Linked DNA regions of Homo sapiens: region 2 is linked to region 1. A link is a loop called in an ENCODE intact Hi-C map of the cell type or tissue named here. Cell type or tissue: breast epithelium. All regions are shown on one strand. Links, peaks and the distances in the headings refer to the core of each region. The heading gives the core; the rest is flanking DNA. Region 1 has its middle 49 kb from the start of MIR4422. Region 2 overlaps PRKAA2 (protein kinase AMP-activated catalytic subunit alpha 2).

Region 1 (10,460 bases), core at 2,461-10,460:
TTGAGACAGAGTCTCACTCTGTTGCCCAGGCTGGAGTGCAATGGCAAACTCTGCCTCCCAGGTTCAAGCAATTCTCCTGCCTCAGCCTCACAAGTAGCTGAGACTACAGGCACGTGCCACCACACCCAGGTAGCTCTTTTGTATTTTTGGTAGAGGTGGGGTTTCACCATGTTGGCCAGCCTCCCAAAGTGTTGGGATTACAGGTGTGAGCCACCAAAACCAGCCAGATTATTTAGACGTTATTTAGTGTGTTATTTAGTTTCTAAATGTTAAGAAATTTTCTCCTGATATTTCTGTTATTTTTTTCTAGTTTGAGTTTATTGTGGTTGGATAACACACTCTGTATGATTTTCAATTCTTTTAAATTTGTTGAGTTTTTTTTTTTATTGGCTTAGGATATGGTCTATCTTGATGTATGTTCCATGGGCTCCTGAAGATAATGTGTGTTCCGTTGCAGCTGTTGGGTGAAGCATTCTCTCTACATCATTCGGGTCCTGTTGGTTCATAGGGTTGTTGAGTTCTACATCCTTGCTGACTTTCTATCTAGTTGTTCTATCAATAGTTGAGAGAATGGTGTTAAAATCTCCAACTAAAATTGTGAATTTGTGTATTTCTTTTTTCAGTTCTATCAATTTTTACTTCACATATTTTGCAACTCTATTGTTTGGTACATATACATTTAGGATTGCAATGTTTTCTTGGTGGATTGGCTGTTTAATTATTATGTAACGCCCCTCTCTGTCTCCAGTAATTTTATTTTTTTTTCTGAAGTTCATGTTATCTGATATGAATATAGTTACATCTACTTTCTTTTGATTAATGTTTGCATGATGTTCCTTCCCCATCCTTTTACTTTTTATTTATTAATTTATTTTTCAAAAATTTTTTTGAGATAGGGTCATGCTCTGTTGCTCAGGCTGGAGTGCAGTCTCAACCCTCCAGGTTCAAGTGATCCACCCACCTTAGCCTCTCGAGTAGCTAGGATGACAGGTATGTGCCACCATGCACGGCTAATTTATTATTTTTTTAAATGTTTAGTAGAGATGAGGTCTTGCTATGTTGTCCAGGCAGGTCTTGAACTCCTGGTCTCAAGCAATCCTCCCACCTCAGCCTCCCAAAATGTTAGGATTACAGGCATGAGCCACTATGCCTGGCTTATCCTTTTACTTTTAATCTGTCATTTACTTTTGTTGTATTTGAAGTGAGTTTCTTACAGATAGCATGGACTTGGCTCGCGTTTTAAAATCCCCTATACCAATCTCTTTCCTTTTGATACAAACTCTTGCACTGTCACCCAGACTGGAGTGCAGTGGCAGAATCTAGACTCGTGGCAACCTCTGCCACCTGGGTTCAAGCAATTCTCATGCCTCAGCCTCCAGAGTAGCTGGGACTACAGATGTGCGCCACCATGTCTGGCTAATTTTTGTATTTTTAGTAGAGACAGGATTTCCCAATGTTGGCCAGGCTGGTGTCAAACTTCTGGCCTTAAGTGATCTGCCCACCTCGGCCTCCCAAAGTGCTGGAATTACAGATGTGAGCCACTGCGTCTGGCCCAATCTCTATCTTTTAATTGAGTACGTAGACCATTTACATTACATGTAATTACTGAGATGGTAAGTCAGCCACTTTACGTTTTGTTTTCTGTATGTACTCTGTTTTTCATTTCTTTGTTTTCTTTTCACTGCCTTTGTTGCTGTGGATTATTTAAATTTATTTTTAGACTTCTATTTTGATTTATTTATAGTGTTTTTGATTACATCTCTTTGTGTAGCTGTTTAATGATCTCTCTAGGTATTATATTATATGTACGTAACTTATCACAGTTTACTGGCGTAATCATTTCACCAATTTGAATGAAGAGACTTTTTTTGAGATGGAGTCTTGTTCTGTAGCCCAGGCTGGAGTGCAGTGGCATGATTTCGGCTCACTGCAATCTCTGCCTCCCAGGTTCAAGTGATTCTCCTGCCTCAGCTTCCTGAGTATCTGGGATTACAGGCATATGCCACCACACACAGCTAATTTTTGCATTTTTAACAGAGACAGGGTTTCACCATGTTGGCCAGGCTGGTTTCGAACTCCTGGCCTCAGGTGATCTGCCTGTCTCAGCCTCCCAAAGTGCTGGGATTATTAGTGGCCTTAGAAAAGGGACCCCAGAGAGCTGCCTTGTCTCTTCCATCATGGGAGGAGACAGTGAGAAGGTGCTGTTCTATGAACCAGGAGGTGGGCCCTCACCAGACATTGAATCTGGATACTTTGATGTTGAACTTCCCAGACTCTAGAACGGTGAGAAATAACTTTCTGTTGTTTATACGTCACCTAGCTTATGGTATTTTGTTATAGCGGCCTGAACAGACTAAGTCCCTGAGGCTCTTCTTTCTTTCTTTTCTTTTCTTTTTTTGGCTGTTCTTTTTTTGTTGCTCAGATGGTATAATTTCTATTGTTCTATCTCTCAGTTTACAGTTTATTGATCCTTTCCTCTGTGTGGTTCATTATGCTCTTGAACCCATTGATTGATTTTTATAATTTTGGTCATTATATATTTTACAAAATTAATTTTATTTTTTAGAAAAGTTTAGACTCACAGTGGCTGGGCGTGGTGGCTCACGCCTGTAATCCCAGCACTTTGGGAGGCCGAGGCAGGCAGATCACCTGAGGTCAAGAGTTCAAGACTAGCCTGACCAACATAGAGAAACCCCATCTCTACTAAAAATACAAATTAGCCAGGCGTGGTGCTGAATGTCTGTAATCCCAGCTACTTGGGAGGCTGAGGCAGGAGAATCGCTTGAACCTGGAAGGCGGAGGTTGCCGTGAGCCGAGATTGTGCCATTGCACTCCAGCCTGGGCAACAAAGCGAAACTCTTGTCTCAAAAAAAGAGAAAAGAAAAGTTTAGACTCACAGCAAAACTGAGTAGAAAATGCAGAGAGTTACCATATATTCTCTATCCCCATGCATCCACAGCACTGCCCCCCCACCCCACGTTGGCATCCTGCACCAGAGTGGTATATCTGTTAGAATCAATGAACTTACATTGACACATCATTATCATTCAAAGTTCATAATATATATTAGTGTTTACTCTTGGTGTAGTTATCATAGTTTTCAGCTATAACATTTCCGTGTGGTTCTTCACATCTTACCTTTCTTTGGCGAGACTTTCTATTTGTTTGCTGAGACTATTTTTTCACTTGTTTCAATTGCTTATTAAAACATTTTTTATAACGACTACTTTAAATCTTCAGCAGAATATTCTAACATCTCTGTCATCTTGGTGATTTGGCATTTACTGATTATGTTTTTCATTCAATTTGAGATCTTTTGGTTCTTGGTAAAGTGAGTGGTTTTTAATGGAAATCTGACATTTTGGGTATTATGAGATTCTGGATCTTATTTAAACTTTTTGTTTTAGCTGGCTTCCTCTGATACTGGTCTGCTGAGAAATGAGTAATAAGAAAGTGCTGTCTTATTACTGCCAGGAGGGTAATAGAGGTCACAGTTCCCTACCCAGCCTCTGTTGGTACTCAAAGGGCAAGGGCCTCCTTGTTACTACTGCGCAGAGGTGGGAGTGCTGGCCATCCACTAGGCCTCCACTGATACCTCCCTGGCTGGGAAGGATTGGAAGGCCTTGTTAGTGCTCCACATGTGGCCTCACTGACACCGTGTGGGGAGGGGAGCCTTTACCTGTTGGGAGGTGGCGACTCTATTTCCATTGACTGTTCCAGCGGGGAGATGAAAGGACACCTCATCACTGCTGGGTGGGGTTGGAAATTCAGGCTCCATGTGGTCTTTACTGATACCCTCATGTCAAGGGTACTTGCTACCACCTGGCAGGGGTGAAAGTCCCAGCTCCTTACTTGGCCCTCTTTGATACCATCCCAGTAGGGGTTTGGGGTGTCCCTTTTCAGGTTGGCAAAGGTAGAAATCTAGACTCCCGGCTCCACCTTTGCTGGCACACTGGGGGTAGGGCCACAGGTTTGTGTGTGTGTGTGTGTGTGTGTGTGTGTGTGTGTGTGTGTATGTGTGTGTGTGTGTGTTTCCTGTGGTGTTTGGCTAGAGTACAGTGGTTTTTACTTTTTTTTTTTTTTACTTATTTTATGTTTTAGTACTCACATCTTACACAAAAGTGATTTTTATTCAAAGGCTTTCTGTCTTTTTAGGCTGCTGCTCTCCTGGTCCTTCGGCTGGACAGAGCAGACTTCTGTTGGGGCTTTTCTGGTCTGCATCCATTGATGTTTCCATGTCAAGGGCTTCTTTAGCTCCAAGTCTGGAATACATGACGCAAAAAGAAAACCCAGAGAACTCATGATTGTGTTGTTTCTTAGTTCCTGAGGTCCCCAGCTGGTCTGCCTTCTTCACTCCACCTTTCAGAGTCTTTTAAAGTTTGCTTTATGTATACAATGTCAAGGTTTTTATTTGTATTTAGGAGAAATAAGGAAACGTATGTTTTCTTCATCTTCCCTGAAGTGAATGTTGTCCATATATACTTTTATAAAGGTTAAAACACTGGCTCTGAGTAATCTGAAAAGGCTACAGACTTTATGATTTCAACTATATGGCATTCTAGAAAACACAAAACTATGGAAACAGTACAAAGATCAGTGGTTTCTAGAGGCTGGGGGGAAGGTGGGATGAATAGGTGGAGCACAGGGATTTTAGGCTGGGAAAACTATTCTGTATGATATGACAATGGTGGATACTTGCCATTATACACCTGTACAAACCCATAAAATGTACAATACAATGAGTGAACCCTAATGTAAACTACAGACTTTGGGTAATAATGATGTATTTATGTTGTTTCATCATTCTACCAAATGTAACCCTGGTGGGGGACCTTGGGGTGGGGGTGGGCTGTGTGTGTGGTGGGGAAGAGCATGGGGGAGCTCCGTATTTTCTGCTCAATTTTGCTATAAATCTAAAACTGCTCTCAAAAAATAAAGTCTGTTAATTAAAACAATTGGGTCTATATGATGGTAAAATGTGTGCTCTTGCCTCCAGCTCACGACTCTCAGTGTGCCTGCATTCAACTGCCCACTTCTCAACCCCTTGGGTCTTAATTCTGCGAAACCCTGGCCACTTTGCCTAAGCCCGAGACTGCCCTGGCCTTACTCAAGTTTGATCTGCTGTCCCTGCTACCTCCCTCTTCTCCATGCCTTAGAAGCTCCTGAACTTGGCACCAGACGGACTTGAGCGACAACCTCTCTAAGCCTCATTTTCCCCATCTGTATGAAAGAAAATGCCACCAGATTATTGCTTAAGGTTCAGGGTGGTGCCAGACCCAGCGTAGCCTCCTATTGCTCTGGGAGGCTGACTCTGGGAAGGTGGTCCTTTCAGATGCCCCGTACAAGAAGTAAGGAGAGGGGGTGAGGAAAAGAGAGTGGAGCAGGACGACCACCGGGGACCCGCACACAGCAGCTGGGCTGGCCAGCACCCTTCCTGCCACTGACACACCTCAAGACATGTTTGTTTTCTGGGTCCTCCTCAGGGTCAGAGTGGGAGCAGGGAGCACGTGGGGCGGTGGGGGACAGATGTTGTTTTTCAAGTGACAAGCGCGACTCTGTTTCCGATTCTCACAGGCAACCTGAATGCCCATCACATCAGGCAGGGAGAGCTGCCCAGATCTGACACTAACCCCTTGTGGAAGTGCCTGGCGGGTCCGCGGGGTGAGGGGGGACCTCCTACAGGGCAACGAAGGCGGAATGAATTTAGTGCCTGTGAATGAAGCGGGATTGGCAGCCTTTGAAACAAACTCTGTCTTTGTTCCTGACCGTACCTCCCAGACCAGGGCAGTGCCAGCTTTCTTCACTCCATCCTGCCCACATTCTTTGGCCCAACTCAGCTGTGAGGACAGGCACAGAGGCTCCCATGTTTTAAGCCCTAGAAGGAATCAGTTAATCTGTGTCTCGGAGACCCACAAGCAGCCTGCGGCCTGCACGGGTGGAGTCTTAGAGCTGAGTTGCCAAGATAGCAGCTTTCACACACTTGTGACTGTAGCCTACAGTGAGAAATAAATTTTGCACTATGACCCAGTGACACACACCCATCCACCCACACACACCCATTCATGTACACGCTCACACACAATCTAAACATTTAAAAAATGAAAGAAATAGACTAGACAGTATAAGAATGCGGTAAAGATACTGTTTTGTGAAATGTGTGTATGTGTGTAACTCTGTGTGTGTGTTGAGTCACGCATGATAGAAAGTGTATTTCTGACTGTGGATTGTGGTAAAAAAAAAAATCAAAAGAAATTTGTCTGGATCATTGTTTCTCCAACTATATAGTAAATCACCAGACTAGAGATTGACAAAACACTTTACCATATTAAAGTCCCCGAAAATTCCCACAGCAAAGAGAATCTGTTGAACTTTGCTGATACCCCTACTTCCCCCCCAAATGCTAATATTACTATGTCATGGAACTAATATTTCATAGAACACAGTCCTGGAAGGAATTTGAAAAATTCTCTGGAATTTCCACAGGAGTTTTTAGCCACAGGGTAAGAGGGAGTCTGTTTCAACAAGTGAAGAGTTACTAAATCTGTTATATTGTTGGTTGCCATGTAAGTTTTTTTTTTAAGTCCTCCTGCTAAAAAATGTTTGAAACCTACACGTCTCATCCAGCTCTGTCATGTTATGATGGGGGAAGTGACTGGGCCAAGGTTATCCAGTGAGGTCATGGAGAACTGAGACTCAATTTTGCTGAGTTCTCAACTGTAAACCCCTGACTCCACCTCCAGGATCAGATAAATGCCCTGATGGAGGGAGGTTAGGGGCAAGATAATGTATATGAAATATATATATGAAACTTCTTTGAACAGGCAGAAATTGTATAATAAATCTAAAGAACATATATCTTTTTTCTAAGCCTCAGAAAGGAGATTCTGTAGTTCCAATCAGGAAGTTACCAACCCTATTGTATGGTAACTTAATGAAAACTTTTTCCTATTTTCCAATTCTAAAGAAAGTTGCTCATTGCTATATTAAAACAAATCCAAGAAGTAAGAATATTTAGGCATTACTCTTCTTCTAACTAAAGCCCTATTATTGTTTTCCCAGAAGAGACTTTGCCTATATTGCATTCAAACCAGCAAAAAAATGTCTATTCCTCATCCACAGAGGAATAGAAGTGAAAGTCGTTTTACACGCAATACTGTCTGTATCTAGCAATGCTCATTCAACTTTTGTTGAATGGACAAACGCTTGAACAGTGATTGCGTGTGTCACCGAAGCACTCTCTGTCCTTGGTCAGCCTGTTCAGTGCCTCAGGAGCAGATCTCTAGGGACTCTCAATGGCTGCCTTGCCTTTTGGCTTCTGGTTGAGTTTGGCCCAGGGAGCACTGGCAGGGACTCAGAGAGTGGGGAAGAGTGGGTTTGCGTATTAATTCCCCTGGCTGCTTCCCTCTACTGAAGATCACAGCTCCTGCCAGGTGGTGGGAAGCCACCCAGCCCGCCTTGTCCCTAGATTCCCATAACCACTCCCTTTGGCCTGGGGGTCACTGCCCCCACAGATACTGATTTAAGGTTTCTCTACATCCTGACTATACATTTGCAATTCCTTTGTTAACTCTCCCCAAGGTACCCCATTTGAGTAGGACCTTGACTGTTTGCTGGGGCCTTGACTTATACTCTGTTTTGTATTCATTTTCTCTTAATATTGCGTAATTTATTGCCTCCCCCTCTCCTGCCCCATTTAGTGTCTTGACACTTGCTAAGGTATAGAAGACTCATATTTCTCTCTTTTCTCTCCCTTTTGTTGAGAGGCAACCATGGAGATAGCAGGACTTCTTAACCCTGGGGTGCTTTAAAAAACTGAGGCCTGGGCCCCACCTGGAGATTCTGACTCACTGGGTCTGGGTGGGCCCCAGCATGTCTGTTAACAGCAACTCCCCAGGGAACAACTGATGAAGGGAGGGAGGCCTAGCTCTGCAATTTGTCTCTGTGAGACCATAGGCGAGTCCTTCTCCCTGGGCCTCCGTGCTCCACGTGTTGTGTGTGTGCGTGTGTGTGCGCCTGTGTGTGTGAGCATGTGTGTGTGAGATGATCTTCGCTCTCTGACTCTGGATCTTATATCGCAGTCCCTAATTCTGATCCCAGCGGCTGAGGCCAGGGTGAGAACTTGGGTTCTGACTGCATGCACCACTGCCCTCTTGTGGACATGCGCACAACTGTGACGGTGGCTGATGCGTTCTCCCGTCACCAATGTTAGGAATCAATAGTGCTTCAAGGGGTGATTTAGTCAAGCATAGCAAAGGCTGCGATTAATCACTCCCTGAAGATAGCCATCTCCTTTTTTTAACAGACTTTAGTGAAGACTTCATCCTGCGCATTCTTATTTTAAAAGTTGATTAATTTTTTTAGAATTAGCTTCCTATAGTAAGGGGATGGGGTGGAGTAATTGCTTTGTAGAATAACCATGATTAAAAATAAGGTGGAACATTCAGGAAAAAGTCAAAAAGACCATCAAGTAGTCCCTGGGAGAGAGCCGCATAGCAGAGTGGCTGGGAGTCCCAGGGATGAGGGAGCAAAGGTTCTGCAGCTGAGCTGCTCAGAATGTTTCCTCCCCTGCTCGCAGATACCCCTCCTGAACCTCTTCTAACCCACCACCCCTTGGAAATTTCCTCCTCTGGTGTCAGCCTCCTCTTGCCCCATCTTCTCTCAGTTCCTTTCTTCGAGCCCCTTCCTGGCCTCTGTGTTCTACCACACACATGCTCTTCTGTTTCCTTTTGTTCAACAGATTTCACTGGCCCATTCGCAGAAAAAATGGTAACAACCTGTTAGCTGTTTTCATCAATTTATGTGATGTATTGTGCATTAATTACTAGTATTCTCTATGTCATATTATTATTATTAGAGATGATGGAAGAGGAAGGGCATTGTATATTAATTATCAGTATATTTCATATATATATATGTATGTACGTGTATTTGTTTGAGACAAGGTCTTGCTTTGTTGCCCAACTGGAGTGCAGCAGCACTGCAGCCTTGAGCTCCTGGCCTTGAACTCCTGGCCTCAAGTGATCCTCCCACCTTGGACTCCCAAAGTGCTAGGATTACAGGCGTGAGTCACCATGCCCAACTAGGACTATATAATAATTATTTTGGGGGAAAGATATAAGAAAAAGGATAAATGTGTTTCTAAAATTGGATATAATTTTGAACATTTAAATTTACCTGAAACAGTTTTTGTGTCATATTTGTACAATTTTTTTTTTCTTTTGAGACAGATTTTCGCTCTTGTTGCCCAGGCTGGGGTGCAAATGGCGCAATCTCGGCTCACTGCAACCTCTGCCTCCCAGGTTCAAGCAATTCTCCTGCCTCAGCCTCCCAAGTAGCTGGGATTACAGGCACGGGCCACCATGCTGGCTAATTTTTTTGTATTTAGTAGAGATGGGGTTTCACCATGTTGGTCGGCTTGTCTATAACTCCTGACCTCAGGTGATCCACCCCGCCTCGGCCTCCCAAAGTGCTGGGATTATAGGCATGAGCCACTGCGCCCGGCCTTGTACAACTTTTAACAGTGATTTTGGGTTCCCCATGATCTCTCCTGCCGCCTCTGTGCTGCCATCATATGGGTTAATATGAATCCATTCAATAGTGTTTTTTCTTGAGCACCTACTCTGTGCCAAGCAGTGTTCTAGGTTCTGAGGATACAGAAGGGAACAAAATTATCTTTTCTCTCATAAAGCTCAGATTCTGATGAGAGGTGAATGTATACATGATCTGAGGGGATGGTTCTTAATTTATTTGCTTTAACAGTTCCTTCTGGAACTTTGGAAATAGGAACAAGCCACCGAGTACCCTTTTTTTTTCATCATCTCCAACATGTGATCTCTTTCTGATCAATTTCTGCAACTACTTTGCCATTTACTGGCAACTTTTTTTTTTTTTGAGGCAGTTTTGCTCTTTTGCACAGGCTGGCGTGCAGTGGTGTGATCTCAGCTCACTGCAACCTCCTCCTCTCCAGTTCAAGCAATTCTCCTGCCTCAGCTTCCTGAATAGCTGGGATTACAGGTGCGCCACAGTGCCCTGCTATTTTTTTTTTTTTTTGCATTTTTAGTAGAGATAGGGTTTTGTCATGTTGGTCTCGAACTCCTGACCTCAGGTGATCCGCCTGCCTCTGCCTCCCGAAGTGCTGGGATTACAGGCATGAGCCACTGTGCCTGGCCTGTTTGTTGGCAACTTCTGATGGCTGAGTTCAATTAACAATTCATAATTGGGTAACTTTTCTAGTAAAGCTGTACTTTGTTCTATTGCACTTTGTCAATGTTGCATTTTTTACATACTGAAGGTTTGTGGCAACCCTGCATCTAGCAAGTCTATTGGCACCATTTTCCCAACAGCAAGTGCTCACTTTGTGTGTCTGTGCCACATTTTGGTAATTCTTGCAAAATTTTAAACTTCTTTATTATCATTATATCTGTTATTATGATGATCTGTGATCAGTGATCTTTGATGTT
Region 2 (9,590 bases), core at 1,591-9,590, 1.4 Mb after region 1:
GGCATGTCAGAGGTATATACTTGAATATTTTTCTAAATACAGCTGCTGGAGGAATGCAAATGGCAAAAATCATCCAGAAAACCAAACACGGTGAAACATCACATCCATTTGGCATGAAGCAAAGCATTACAAATTTGGAGTGATGAAAGTGTTCCATATATTTTTTATAGTGATTTTTCGATCTAGAGACCCTTCATATTGTTTACTTACTATTACGATAACTTTGAGAGGTAACCAGAGAAAGCATTTTTGCCATTTCCAGATGAGGAAGCAGGACCAGAAAGCTCTTCATAAAGCTTTAACACCATACAAGTATCCAGCAGTGATCAATTGCTCTTTATAGGAAACCACCTTTCCTCTGGGGAAGAACAGTCTGAATTAATAAAACATCAGAGTGGTTGAGTAGTAAAAATAAACACAGATGTATTGCTTTCAAGTCTTAGAGTGACATAAAGTAGTCTTAAATAAATAGTTCTTAGTTTATTTTAAGCAGTTGATTGTACTAACGAGATGTAATTATCTGAAGTATTTATGATTAGCATATTGGTTTTTATAAGTATTTCTGAGTTATTGAGGGTGCTTAAAAATGCTGAAGAAACTTTAAAACATGATTCTTCTTATAATTTTATGTGATTCTTATAGCACAATCATTTTTGAAAAAGGAAAACTAGGCTGGGTGTAGTGGCTCATGCCTATAATCCCAGCACTTTGGGAGGCCAAAGTGGGTGGATCACCCGAGTTCAGGAGTTCGAGACCAGTCTGGCCAACATGGTGAAACCTCGTCTCTACTAAAAATACCAAAATTATCCGGTGTGGTGACAGGCTGCTTGTAATCCCAGCTACTCGGGAGGCTGAGGCACGGGAATCTCTTGAACCTGGGAGGCAGAGATTGCAATAAGCCAAGATCATGCCACTGCATGCCAGCCTGGGTGACAGCACAAGACTGTCTCAAAAAAAAACAAAAAAAGGAAAAAGAAAACTAGCCCCAGTCCCTGTCTAAATTGTTATAGTTTTTGACTATTATCTGAATTAGTCTTATCCAAATTTCATATGCAGATTGATTTTTCATTTTGTATGTATATTACATGATATAACTATTTTCATAGAATATATTTCTAATTTACAAACACTGAATTATTAGCTTGATAGAGTTTCTCCCAAACCTTATAAAACTTTGAAATGTACTTATGTTTGAGCTTTAAAAATTATAAAAACTTCATTTAAACAAGTTGCTGGCATCATTACTAGCCTTTCCACCTATAATTATGATGCATTTGATGCCACTGAACAGTAATAGCACAAAGAACAGGTCACACAGTCTAGACTGGATTGAGTTTTAATTAAACTTCTTCATCCATAGCCTGATAAGAATCAGGCTGGGTCTAGAAGAGTTATCAGACTGTAGGCCTGTATTAATTTTGCAAGCTAATGTTAATGTTTACTGCCAGCCTTGCATAGCAATGCCAGTTTGCAGTTGTGACTATGATGTGACTTTTGGTAAAAATGGTTTATATCTAAAGTAGTTTAGATTTTATGGAAGTGGCTCTTGATTGTTTGGACAAGCAGGGTAGGTAAATTTCAATTACGTTTGAAGTGTAATTAAATCCTAGAATAGAGCACTCTCCAGAAAAAAAAATGAAAAAAGAATTTGGAGAATATCCTGGCATGAAAACTTTTTTGAATAATACGTAGAATTTTGACAAGGTTCATACAGTGCATACAGTGTGACCTTTTCTGAGGTGGGCAGGGAGGGTTGCTACGTTGTGTTGATTTAAAATTTCAAGGAGGAACAAAAACATTCTAGCCAAGGAGAATTGCATTGTTATTTTTTTTTCTACTAATTTAAACGTGCATTTTTCACAGTTACACATTTAAGTTTTGCTACCAAAAATGGCCATTTTTCTAGACAGATAACATTTTCCTAAAGTGGAAGAGAGATCCACTGTTCTAAAAAAAAAAAAAAAAAAAAACACTAAATTGTGCCTTCTCCCTTAAATTATAAGAAGAGTAATAGTAAAAACTTGTTTAAACTATATTTTCTTTTTTTCTAATCCCTCTCAGTTCTCCTTAGATCTGCCTCCTACAAATGATCATGTTGTTTGCATCTGCCTGATTGAGTTCCCTTGGTCAAACCTCTCCCTATCACTATCAGAAGTTGTTCACTAAATGTATTTTCCTATTTCTTTCATGTTGATTGACTTTATAAGTCACCTTGGTAAACATAACATTTGGCTACCTTCTCATGCTTTATAAATGAATTTGATGAATGGCAGTTTTTATATTTTAACCCTTTAAAAAGTTTGTCAAGGAAACAACTCAGAGCTAAGAACAAAATCTAACTTGGAATCAGTTTCTTCCTTTGGCTGCTGAAGCAGCAGCAAGTCACGTAACCTCATTTAGTTTTTTGATTTACAAAATGTGGATAATAACCTACCTCACAGATGTGTGTGAGCAACTGTTTGAAAGCCCTTGTTTAAATACAGGGTTTATATCCCCACATTCAATGTAAATTCCTTTTTTTAAAAAAAATAAGTATCTTTGATACTGATAGGATGAGTATCTTGATTTTTAGGTAAGATCACAGTTTCACAAATTGTGGTGTTGTTAGGTGACATTTAATATTTCTTGAGACCTCAAGTATTCAAATATCAAACTTGTCCTGTGTTGTAACAAATATTCAGAATCTCTTAAAATGTTGGCTGAAGCTGCCTTAATGTACCAAAATACAGCTCTCAAGACTGTTCACAAATATCTGTGGTTGTACAATGTTTTGAACATTTAATGTAAAGTTGTTGTAGAACTGTGAACTCTAAGGATAGTATCTTTATTGTTTTAGGAAGAATGGTTGTGTTCTTTGTCATGTATGCTTAAATATACAGTGGATTTTGAATGCAACAAATAAAACTGAAAACAGCCATTTGGTTGTGTCATGACAATCATAATATAGGATATAATATTTACTTTTTTTCAAAAACATCCTGCATTCATTCATTCTTAGCATACCTTTGAAAAAGAAAAAAAAATCCATAGGTTGATACATTGACCCATTGAAGTACTTCATTACGTATTTATTGAAAATTTTTTTTAATTGTTGAAATTGGGACCACTTTTTATAATTGGTTTCAAGAAAAAAAAATGAACAGACTTCCAGTGCTTTTCTGTTCAAATAAACTCCGATTCAAATTTCAGTTTTGTTTGTTATATACTTTTTGTGAGTGTTAAATGATATGGGAAGGATTTGTCTTTCATTAACCATATGGAAAAGATGTCTTCCTGAATTACATAGCATTTCATAGTTACAGATTCTTCCTAATTAATGTTTGCACCATATGAAACTCATAGGTAACAAACACAAAGGAGAAAAGCAGCCTGTCTGATTGCTTATAAGCTTTTTTCACAAAATCAAATTAAAAGTCTCTGATTCATTTGAAAGCTATTTTTGTTTCTGCTCCATCATTATGCTGGTATTCTGCACACCAACTAATAGTTACAGGAAAGTTGTTAGTGGAAAAGATTGCCTATACTCATTGGTGATTTCACACCATCTTTTTTCATTTTTGTCATCTTAGTTGTACATTATAGTTTTTAACTTGAGTTATTGCATTGGTTTTCTACTGTTGCTGTAACAAATTACTACAAACTTAACGACTTAAAATACAAATTATTTTATTGTTCTATATGTTAGAAACCCAGCAGGCTTAGCTGGTTTTTCTGCCTCAAGTCACACAAGCTGAAAACCAAAGCATTGATAGGGCTGGGCTGTGGAGGAGAATCTGTTTCCAGTTGCATTGAGTTGTTGGCAGAATTTCATTCCATGGTGCTGTAGGATTGAGGTCCCTGTTGCCTTTTTGGCTGTTGGCTAGGAATCATTTAAAGCTTCTAGAGGCCATCATCCCTTGGCCCTTGGCTCCCTTCATCTTCAAAACCAGCAACAAGTGGCTTATGGGTTGGATCTCTTCTTCCTTCTCTTCAACTACATGTTTCTGACTTGCTGAGACTGACTTTACTGCCTTCCTTTTCAAATTTTAAGGGCTTATGTGATTAAGTTGGGCCCACCTGGACTATGTGCTTTTTGAAAAGCATACTTTAGCCCTCATGAAAAAGAAAAATGCAAGCATATTAAAATCAGGATATACAGGTAAAGATTTCAATTTGCTTTTTCTAAACTTGAAGGAAAAGAATGGATTTGTTTTTATTAGTGAAAATATTTTTTATTTCCTAAATTGCATAGATAATAGATGCTTCCTGTAGGAAATTTGAAAAGTGAAGGAAATTTAAAGAATCAGAAAAATCTCACCCATAATAAGAGGCAGCCACTTCTTAGTTTTGTTATTGTATGTTCATATTTTTCCTCTTCCATTTCTTCCCCCTAGAATATACCTTTTAAAAGTTTTGAAGATTTGCAGGAGAGGGCCTGGTCAAGAAGGTTGCTATGACATCTTAGAAGAGTGAGTATATCACAGAGAAACTCAGAAGCGGGAAGGGAGGTCTTGGGACATCTTAAGGTTGCTGGAGGGCCTGGCCTATATGTCAGTGAGTTTATGAGTAGGCCAGTGTTAAGCCTCTGTTACAGTAAAGTGCTTTAGTATGCTGCCTTTTATCTGATGATGCCATTATCTTTACTATATTTTTATACAAAATTGAAAATAAAAGGTAAACTTAGTCTTTCCATTGAAGCTTTATGCTCAATTAGGGTTTCTAGGAGACAGATGACATCTGCTTAGAATATTACTGAAGTCTTAGTTATGGTGTTTACATTTTGAAACCTTGCAGATTAATAATGTGAAAAATATAGTTTTGATGCTTTGATTCCAAGAATGGAGGAAATGTGACTGATATTAGTGAAATAGAAACATAACTGCATTAAGTATGGATAGAAAGGATAGAAAAACAATCATTTTTTTCTAAAAACCTATACCATATCAATAAATAATAGTTAGGTACTAGTTTATATTAGACAAAATAGTTTATACTTTAGTATACCATATTTAATAGGCTTTTAACCCTGAACATTTTTCTGTCTATGCAAAAAAATTACTTAACAGCCATTCTTTCAAGTCTTACAATTTGAATTTTAAAAATGTATTTTTGTTTTCAGCATCTTCCAACTTCAGAAAAAGCCAGGTACAAAAATGACACCACTTATACAGTAGTGTGTATTCAGGATTTTAGACTACTTTTATATTATTACATTATAGCATAACAACTACCCTGTGAAGTAGACGAGATGAGAGTTATTAGCTCTGTTTTTTTTTTTTTTAATTATTATTTATCTTTTTTTTAGACGGAATCTCGCTCTGTCACCCAGTCTGGAGTGCAGTGGCGTGATTTCAACTCACTGCAACCTCCGTCTCCCAGGTTCAAGCGATTCTCCTGTCTCAGCCTCCTGAGTAGCTGGAATTACAGGCGTGCACCAGCACACCCAGATAATTTTTGTATTTTTAGTAGAGACAGGGTTTCATCATATCGGCCAGGGTGGTATCGAACTCCTGACCTCAAGTGATCCACCCACCTCAGCCTCCCAAAGTACTGGGATTACAGGCGTGAGCCACTGCGCCCAGCCTAGCCCTGTTTTAATAATAAGGAAATTGAGATGCAAAGAGCTGAGTCAAATTAGAACAAGGGGCCATGTAATGAGGCAGAAAGTGCAGGGGACAAACCTATCTGAATTCAAATTTAGTCCCACTGTCACTCCAAGATTTAAAAGGCTTAATGGCTTGGTGAAGTGGCAAGAGTGATGTATGGTATATGATTCTCTGTTGGACAGGATTACTGCATGAAAGATTTCTGCTCAACATAGTCATATACTCTTCTTGCCCACAGACCATACTTAGCCTTGTCTTCTACAGTGCCTACAATTATTGTCCTGGAGAGCAGGAGAGGGCTGCAATTGCCTCTCACTGGGTAGTAGATTTAGTTCAGGGGGTCCAAACAGAGGAGTTTGGTCTCTAGTCTAAGCAGAAATAAATTTCCAATCTTTGGTACCAGCCTTAATTTCATCTCCCAGAAAGGAAGTCTCAAAGCCATTCCCTAATTCTCCTCCTCTCTCATCGCTACATCTAATTAGTCACCAAGACATTCTGTTTTACCTCTGTAATACCTCTAATGGGGCTCCTATACCATATATTTCTGTTGCTGCTGTCTTAAGCTGTAATGCCCTTTTGCCTAGAATATTGCAAAAACGATTACTCTCTCCTCTATTATCCATATTGGTGATTGCTTCCCATCCCCCAAATATTTGGCATTTTCTTCCTGTCCCCCAAATAATAACTGGCATTTTCTTCCTGCTTAACCCTTAAATGACTCCTTACTCTCTAAAGGAAAAGGTACAAGTGAAGTCTGTCACATTGTAGCCCCACCTTACCCCATGCCAAACAAACAGCTCTTGCCATTCCCCACCAGACAGACATTCTACACTCCATTTACTTTGAATTTCTTCATAATCAATCAATCACCAGACAGAGCATGGATCTTCCATCAATCATCTCTGTGCCTTGTCTAATAAATAAACATAACATATTTAAAGACGAAGCTTCAGTGTTACCTTCTCTGTAAAATATTTTTTAATCCTTTAGCTGTTCCATTCATATCTTGTTTAATTACGTTATTTGTAATAATCTCTACAGATCTCCTTCTCTAAACTCTGAACTTTTTGAATATCTTTGATTCCTGTCTTTTAGAATAAGTTTGGCCTTTATTGACAAATGTCATTTGGAACATGAAAAGGAAGATAAAAGAACCTAGAAGCTTAAAAAAAAAATGGCCTCAATATAAAGAACAAGGCCATGGAAACAAATTCCATCACACTTGTGAAGGCCAGAATAACCCTGCTTAAAGAACTGAGTGAAATTCTTCAGTTTTTCAGCGCTGAAAAAGCCACTTTCAAAAATTTTAAACTGTTAAATGCATATGTAGAATTTATTTCTCTTATTGACATGCAGTGCACCTCATTTAAAAAACAGAATAGATGTCAGCTTTTAAATTTTTATTTAATTCCATATAAATGAAAGTACATATGAATGCTATTATTTGAATAGTTATTTGGGCATAGACAAAATAATGACAATTGTTCTTATTTTGGACAAAAAGATGTTTTAAAGTAATACAGCATATATATTATTTTGTTAAATACATTTGGGCACTTCTTAAAATGATGGGTGAATTTAGGAATAAATTATTTTTCTGCAAACTATTCCCAAAAGAAACAAATGTGGAACAGTATTCATATGAGTTTATTTTTGTGATAAAGTAAAAGGACATTTATACTTTTTTAAAGACTGAGCCATAATTAAGATTATACCTTAAACTTGAGTATTTAAAAGACCTTGGTTACACTGTTTACTGTTCAGAATTAAATTATACCAAGTTTGAGTGCACAACATCTAGAAATTACAAATGCTCATATACTAATATTAGAAGCAAACTAACCATCTGCACAACTGACTAGGTGCCATAAGGCATGATTTCTAACTTTGGATATGGCTCATTAAATAAGTGCTCAAATGCTAACACATACTGTTTCACATTCTCTTGAACTGACAGTGAAGTAGATACTGAAATAGACATTGAAAGATAACCTTTTAGGAGTAAAACCAACATCTAAATGTTGAGGATTTGTTTTTATTTTTCTCTTTTAAGTTCAGAACGAAAGTTTCCACAGATTCCACCATCTCAAAATTTTGACATGTAAACTGAAACTGATGTAACGCAGGACTAGGATCTTAGGACTAGTTCTCCTTTGTGCAGTCCATAGCATTTGATCTTGATTTTTCTAAGGTGACCAACTTTGATGCCTGTGAAAAAATAAAAATATGCAAACATTTTAAAATATAGGACAATGAAACAGTTGAGTGGGAGATTTCTAGGGAATTTCTGATCTAGTTTAATATGTTTGTGTTCTTTTAAAATGTTTATAAAGCTGTGTAGAGAAGTTTGATAGCATACTCAGGAGAGACAGTAATAAAGTCTCTTCCAACATAATCCTTATAGAATAGGGCACTGCATGTCTAATTTTTAAAACTTATCCTGAATTTCAATAAATTCAGTAGTCTTCTCTTGAGACTAATGTATACAACAATGTATTAGGAACTCATGATTTAAAGTATAAAATCAAACAGCTTACTTGAAATCTAGATGTTCAATGAGCACATATCCATCTAATAGAAACAAAAGTCACCGTTAATTTGAAAGTTATAGAGAAAATGTTTTTTTAAAGCATTTTAAGATTTTTTAAAAAGAATGAAATATTATGAAAGATAAGCAAATAAACTTACATTTGCCTTTAGAATTACGACATATCACTAGATTTTGTTCGGTGGTATCAATGACTTCCAATTCTTCTCCAGGACTTATTGGCAAATCAAATATTCCATTTCTTGAATTATTGGAACAGGCCACTGCTGTATTGATGACAATAATCTCTTTGTCGTACTGAAATGAGAAATTACTAATCAGACCATTCTTGCATAGTTGTTATTTTTCATAACAAAATTAATGGAGGATATAATATAGTAACTTCAAAATTAACTCAAGATACTATTGACTAGTTAAATAACACATACAGGAAGAGAAAATAGGAAAGTATGCAGTTAAAGGAAAGTCGTTTAAGAAAATAATAGTAAAATGGTGCAATCTCACATTTGTTTGGTATGATTATACTTTCAAAGTGTTTTCACAACCATTATTATTATTTTTTCTCTCAAATCTTTTTTAAAATTATTCTTTTTAGGTATGGGGTACATGTGCAGGATGTGCAGGTTTGTTGCATAGGTAAATGTGTGCCATAGTGGTTTACTGCACCTGTCAACCCATCACCTAGGTATTAAGCCCAGCATGCATTAGCCATCCTTTCTAATACTCTCCCTCCCCGCACCCTATCCCCAGACAGACCCCAGTGTTTGCACAACCGTTATTTAATTGTACTAGAATGAGCCCTGCTGGATGAGGTTGTAACATAGGTATGAATTAAGCACCATAGATGGTAGTTAACTGTTCCATTACTAAAACCTCTGTGTAGTGCCTTAAAGCTTATAATATTCTTACATACCTATCATTTCTAGATGACACTCTTTCCATGCTTTTTCTCTGTGTGAGCTTATGTATTCTTATATATAGCTATACTACATGTTATTTCAAAGTAGTAGGAATTGACTGTATCCAGTTGGGGGCAATTCCCAGTCTCCTTTTGTATTCACAGGCAGGCAGGCATTTTGTTAGAAACTCCTGAGAAATTCAATTCCTGACCTTGGGTATCTTTTCCTGACAAACTGACCTATACATCTGCAGCACATCACTTTCTAATGCACTGAAATCTGTTGACCACAAATAAATAGTTCCAGAATACGCAGCTTAGATTACAGGTACCTACTTCTCCAAATTAGTGTGACCAAATATCTCCTTTTGCCCAGGGTATTGTCTGTTTATAACTAATGTATCTATCTATAACTATTTATTATTATGATTAAGAGTGCCTCCTTCCACTCTTAGAAGTGTCCTGTGTTTGGATCATATATTACAAGATCAACCTATACCAAATGAGATCAGAAATACAAGACAGATTTTTCCTTTACTTAAAGTAATCGCTTCCTTAC

The links. A loop is a pair of places that touch in the nucleus more often than their neighbours do. Peaks named below come from ENCODE experiments on the same cell type or tissue, not always from the same donor. Only the 100,000 strongest peaks of a DNase experiment are listed, where the experiment ranks them.
Region 2: it touches region 1 in a loop (13-fold over the local background); 66 of 110 quality-filtered maps call a loop at or near these places.

The regions. Positions count from the first base shown.
Region 1 is chr1:55,269,573-55,280,032 of GRCh38, forward strand. No RefSeq gene overlaps it. Among named protein-coding and RNA genes, the nearest start is that of MIR4422, 49 kb to the left of the region's middle. RefSeq lists a silencer at 8,072-8,221. In breast epithelium, for the core only: a CTCF peak has its summit at 8,173 (motif pointing left); DNase peaks (open chromatin) are centred at 5,739 and 8,129; H3K4me3 peaks cover 386 bases; H3K27ac peaks cover 1,281 bases.
Region 2 is chr1:56,711,900-56,721,489 of GRCh38, forward strand. PRKAA2 (protein kinase AMP-activated catalytic subunit alpha 2) reads left to right here. Exons shown (of 9, transcript NM_006252.4): 9 at 1-3,436. FYB2 (FYN binding protein 2) reads right to left here. Exons shown (of 20, transcript NM_001004303.5): 18 at 8,274-8,430; 19 at 8,123-8,156; 20 at 6,890-7,793. The coding sequence ends at 7,772. Among named protein-coding and RNA genes, the nearest start is that of PRKAA2, 71 kb to the left of the region's middle. In breast epithelium, for the core only: no CTCF peak of the experiment used is centred there; no DNase peak of the experiment used is centred there.